Regions from separate parts of the Homo sapiens genome. Here region 2 is linked to region 1. A link is an interaction called in ENCODE POLR2A ChIA-PET data of the cell type or tissue named here. Cell type or tissue: CD4-positive, alpha-beta T cell. All regions are shown on one strand. Each heading gives the region's core, and the rest is flanking DNA. Links, peaks and the distances in the headings are about the cores only.

Region 1 (2,804 bases), core at 27-2,526:
AAAGTTCCTTTGAAGTCTTATAGTAGCTGCCCTTAGAGACAATAGATGAGAAATATTTCCTATTCAGATCTTAGTTAATCTCTTTAGGATTGGGAGGGTCTGGAAAAAAAAGATCTAGCTATGTTAACAGAGATTTTTTTTTTTTTTGAGACAGAGTCTCGCTCTGTCGCCCAGGCTGGAGTGCAGTGGCGCGATCTCGGCTCACTGCAAGCTCCGCCTCCCGGGTTCACGCCATTCTCATGCCTCAGCATCCTTAGTAGCTGGGACTGCAGGCGCCCACCACCACGCCTGGCTAATTTTCTGTATTTTTAGTAGAGACGGGGTTTCACCGTGTTAGCCAGGATAGTCTTGATCTCCTGACCTTGTGATCCGCCCGCCTCGGCCTCGCAAAGTGCTGAGATTACAGGCGTAAGCCATCGCGCCTGGCCCAGAGATTCTTTACAGATACAAATTTTCCCCCATGCAGAACAGCTTTGCAGGGCTATTTCAAAACATGGCAAAGAAACATGTTTTGGGGTAAAATATTTTGATTTTCTTCTTTGTCTTGTAATGTTATGCCAAAGTCAGCTTGGAAAGTAAATCACGATATATAGGGTTGAATAAAACCCATCTGGTGAGAATTTATGATTTGTGGGGCATGACTCCCCAGACCCCTTAGATAGGAATTTGGGCAAGATAAAAAAAAAATCAGAGTTTCGTCCTCACAATGTATACCTTACATGTATTGATTTATGTCTTGCGTGTAACTTCTGTCTCCCTAAACCATGCTGTAACCCAACCACCTTGGGCATGTGTTCTCAGGACCTCTTGAGGCTGTATCATGGGCCACAGTCACTCATATTTGGCTCAGAATGAACCTCTTCAAATATTTTAGAATTTGGCTTTTTTCATTAACACGTTATCTTTTCAAACCCTCAAGAATCTGGGGTCATTCTTGGTCACAAGTGTACATTGGCCTTCTGTTGGGGTATTGAGCTGTCAGAAACAATGAGAATTGTCTTTACAATTGAGCAGACGAGGGTCCAGAACATAGAAACAGGACCGGCTCGAAGGCCCAGAGCAGCAAAGACCACAATATTATTCTTGGGGCAAACAGGTTGGAACAGTATAATATGCTACAAACAAAATCAAATGGTGACTGTCCCCTGTTTTTCCTAGTAACTTAGAAACAAGAACATGTCATCTGTTGTGGGAAATTCACTAAGTAAAACTGCCCCTCCCGAAGCCACTACTGTTTGTTTTTTTTTGTCAGCACTAAAAGCAGCAAACTATCCTAACTACATACGTATACCGGATTTGGATGTTTAATTTCAACTGTCAAAAAAAAAAAAAGCAAAACTATTAATACTTTCCAATATAAACCATAGACCACAAAGTGCCAGTGTTCAGAATAAGCCAGTCTCAGTAGGATGTGGCATGTTTGTAGGAAACCACACCTAGCAACCAGAAATTTATTATGCCTCTGGTCCGTTTATTTGAAAAAGAACACAGTCAATGTTGAAGGAAACAAAATAAACTTACAGTGAAAATATATTTGTAGAGCAGTTTCAAGCCCTTGGATGTAGCTAGATTAGCATTACTAATTTACAAGCATTCCATTCTTACTCAGTCTTTTTATTATGTGCATATGGGGTCAAAGAAAATAAACACTAAAGGGGAGAAACCTAGACCTCAGTGCAGTCCAACATTTGAAAACTCTGTGCCAATGTTTTTTAAATAATGGAAAACATGAAAAATTCCTCCTTAATGATAATACTTAGCCATTTCATCTCTTCATTAACTCAAAGTTATCTGTTCACAAATACACACATTATCCTTTCCCATTCTCTCAACTGCCCTCTCTAGGGCAGTCACGCAGAGCATGTTTGGCAATGTCTGCAGACAGTTTTGGTTGTTATAGCTTCATGAGGGTGCTACTAGCAACTAGTAGGCAGAGGCCAGGAATGCTGCTAAAGACCCTCCAGGGCACAGGACAACCCCCTACAACACACAATGATCCATCCTCAATGTCCATCATGCCGCAGTGGAGAATCCCTGCCACATCCGGACATGGGCAATGCCTTGTATTTCCAGGAGGGGAACGAGATGAGAGAGGTGTGAGGAAGACCATTTCCTGCCTCACTCAATCTTCCATCCTTACAGCAGAGCACACACTTGCAAACTGATCAGCTAGAATTAATTCAGTAATTCCTAACTCAGGACAGAATATTCCAGAACGTTGAAGCTAGTAAACTGTTTACAAACATTTACATGCAACTTCCAGAAACTTAAGGTTCCCAGAAATAATTTGTGGTTTGTGGATCAACCTTTGTTTAAAAGAAAAAAAAAAAGACAATTGCTACCAAGAAATAATAAACAACAGGTTCCAAAATATTAAAAACCGGGATCTGTCTCTTGTCCAGTTTCTGCATGACATCATTTTAACATGCTAAAATTAGTCAAGAAAGAACATTCTACATTTACTTTCATGAATCAACAGAGAAACAGTTATTCTCACAGTTCATAAGGCATATAATCCTACACTGGAAAGCCAAAGACAGCATAGCTACAAATGTTTAACATGTGTGATTATTATAAAGATGAGTATTTTTGCTCTTGCACACTTGCTCCCTCTTTTCTTTTCTCTTTTTTTCTAAGAGATGAGATTTCACTCTGTCACTCAGGCTGGAGCCCTTTTTGTTCTCTTTAAGGAAGTGGTGTACTCACAGGCTCGGTTCCGGGTTTTGTAAGTACAAGTATAGAGGCTGCAGGGCCTCGCTGGCATGAATCTCGGAATCTGGAACTTTCTCCACAGCAATTTGCCT
Region 2 (2,804 bases), core at 255-2,754, 74 kb before region 1:
GATGAGAAACAGGATTGTTTCACAATAGTAAGCACATAATTTTTAAGGCCAAGGCACATTTGACTCCTGAGATGAATTTTTTGTGGTCATAATCAAATACTTAGTTGTTTTTGATGCCCCAAAATAAAGTGAGAATGGTAATTTGCCAGGAATTCTTCATAACAGTATCTTACAAAAAACGTGTTGCTCTCTTCACAGTATTATGTGTAAAGTCATTGTTTAAAGCACGAATGTTCCCTCTGGGGTACTTGTTAAAGCTAAATTTATTTTGCTTCCCTCCACTTAGAAGTGCTGCACACTTTACAGCAGCTTCCTTTCTTTCCATGGCACTGCCTAGTTAACAGAAGTCTTATAAAAATTTAAAAAGACACATTTCTTACAAAAAAGAGTTGAATGAGGTAAAATGGCATTAGATGGCTCTATATTTTTTAAAGCTATGTAATTGTTCAGCGTCACTTTTCTAAGTACTTATACATATCTAAACATGTCTTCATGGTTTATATTTTCACTTATATATGCTGGGCTGGATTAAGCTTTGTTGTGATTGTGACCAACATTCAGGCCACGTGAGCACTGTCTTATCACATCGCCAATTAGTTGTAATAAACGTTCAACGTACAAACACTGGAGTGTGTTTTTATCTCTTTCCAAAAGTTTGTCAAACTATGCAGAGCTGCTGAAGGAAGAATTTCTCATTTTTTTTTCAGTAAAATGTTGAAAATTCCCCTCCATTTGAATATGGTGGTTGTTATAAGCACACACAAGATACATGGTGGAAGATCTAAGGAGTCTTCATGTACTTCATTAAAAAATAACATGGATTCCATACTGAGAGCCTATCTACACATTTATTTTCAATCAATAAATGCTGCTTTTAAAACCTTGATGCAGTTGACTTTTCTACTCTTTCTGAATGAACAACTTAGACTGTTACTCAAAAGGTATTTCAAATCAACTGGATTCCTCTTACCCCCTTGTGAACTGAAGGTGCTAGCACATGCAACAGAAAGGGACTAATACTTGCAGACTGTACTACCTAACCTATGCAACAAATCAAATCTATGGTAATCATGATAGTTAAGGGACCTCCTATTACTACAGATAGGAAATGTTACATTCTAAAACTGGGCTATTTAAGAAGGAGGCAGGAACTACCATCAAATTAAGTTGCTAGTCTACTGGAAAAAAAGACGTTTATAGGTTTAAAAAGCCTCCAACATGCAGCTAGCTATTCACTGAAAACAGGCCTGTGGGTTTCTGCTAGCAATGTATAGTTGGAATTTTTGAAACATAAATAGTAATCAGGCAATATATATTAAAAAAAACTAATAAATTTAAGTTCAAGATGGACATTTATCAGGATAATGAACCAGTCAGTGGTTTAAAAACTTCCTGCCCTTCTACCCTGCCTATTAACATTTGAGGGGAAAGTCATCAATATCTCAGTTGTCCTGAGCTCAAGATGGTGGTTTTCTTTCTTAGCCTCCATGATTTATTAAGATTTCAGCTTTGCAGACCACATTTAATTGCATATATCTTGACTGTATTTAGAAAAGTATTAAAAAATACTGAATTTAATGATAATTACTCGGCGTTACTGAAATCAGTAGATAGTTCTAGGTCAATCATTTTCAGGGTGAAGCAGGCATTTAGAGTCTGGAACAAATCCAACTTTTTAAAGTGAAATTATCCTGGGCCACATGCATGATTTCTTTTATTGACTACACATGAAAGAACTCTCATCCTTAACAGATATCATGCAGAAATTCCAATTTTGAGGAAACTTTCTTCCTACTTAAATTTCGTTAACGTTTCAGTATTTTACGTATGTTTTAAGTCCTTATTCCCAAATCTCAAATTGAAAAATGTCACATACTCCAAAATTCTAGATCCCAAATATGTCAATGGAAAGAAAGCGACAAAAAATTGATAAAGCTGGAGAGCATCTTATTTATGATCAGAAATCTAGGTATAATATTTTGCCTGAAGCTTTTTCTGCATTAGGTTCTATTCTCTGACCATTCTGTTGAGATTTTTATACCAGGATTGCTTTAACACTAGGCATATTTAGTACCAATGACCCTAATATTCCTGGAAATGACAAAAATAAACTTTACTCCTATATAAAGAACTTTCCAACACACTATTTAAAAAAGTACACGACAGCCCCCAGCTGAAGAGTAGGAGGAAAAAAAATGGACTTTGCCCATCAGTACTTTAAAACTGAGAAAATGAACTTTAAAGCAAAAAAGCTGTTCAGCTATTACATATAGAAAAATCCAATAGATTATTAATAAAAGGCAAACAAGCAGGGCTCACCTGTAGTTTCAGATATTCAGGAGGCTGAGCCAAGAAGATCGCTTGAGCCCAGGAGTTTGAGGCTACAGTGCACAATGATCATGTGAACAGCCACTGCCCTCCAGTCTGGGCAACATAGCAAGACCCTGTCTCTAAAAAAAGGGGTAGGGGGCCAACAAGAATAAAAAAACATTAAATATATGAACACATAAAATTTATCAAATTGGTAAGGATTAAAATTACTTGGCGTTGTGGGAGCAGCAAAGTTTATTGACATAATAAATTTTTTATAGTCTTCTGGCAGGCAACTTGGAAATATTTTAGTATTCATGTCCTTGATACAATTTATCCTAAGGAAATGATCAAAAATATGTGGAAGTATTTAAGAAAATCCATCACAGGATTGATTTCAGCACAGGATTCTTGAATAGTACAAAATTAAAAATCTAACAATGAGGATATGGTTGAAAAAACTGATCCATATTGTGCAGTGAGTAAAACGAAGA

What was found. ChIA-PET counts read pairs that join two places held together with the same protein. Peaks named below come from ENCODE experiments on the same cell type or tissue, not always from the same donor. Only the 100,000 strongest peaks of a DNase experiment are listed, where the experiment ranks them.
Region 2: POLR2A ChIA-PET joins it to region 1 with 6 read pairs; 4 of 35 experiments call an interaction of 5 or more read pairs at or near these places.

The regions. Positions count from the first base shown.
Region 1 is chrX:15,750,068-15,752,871 of GRCh38, reverse strand. CA5B (carbonic anhydrase 5B) reads right to left here. Exons shown (of 8, transcript NM_007220.4): 2 at 2,707-2,804. It overlaps CA5BP1-CA5B (CA5BP1-CA5B readthrough), which reads right to left. Exons shown (of 12, transcript NR_160544.1): 5 at 2,707-2,804. Among named protein-coding and RNA genes, the nearest start is that of CA5B, 13 kb to the right of the region's middle. RefSeq lists an enhancer at 1-8. In CD4-positive, alpha-beta T cell, for the core only: no CTCF peak of the experiment used is centred there; DNase peaks (open chromatin) are centred at 1,311 and 1,871; H3K4me3 peaks cover 1,775 bases; H3K27ac peaks cover 2,436 bases.
Region 2 is chrX:15,823,888-15,826,691 of GRCh38, reverse strand. It overlaps AP1S2 (adaptor related protein complex 1 subunit sigma 2), which reads left to right. Exons shown (of 6, transcript NM_001272071.2): 6 at 1-886. Among named protein-coding and RNA genes, the nearest start is that of AP1S2, 30 kb to the left of the region's middle. In CD4-positive, alpha-beta T cell, for the core only: no CTCF peak of the experiment used is centred there; no DNase peak of the experiment used is centred there.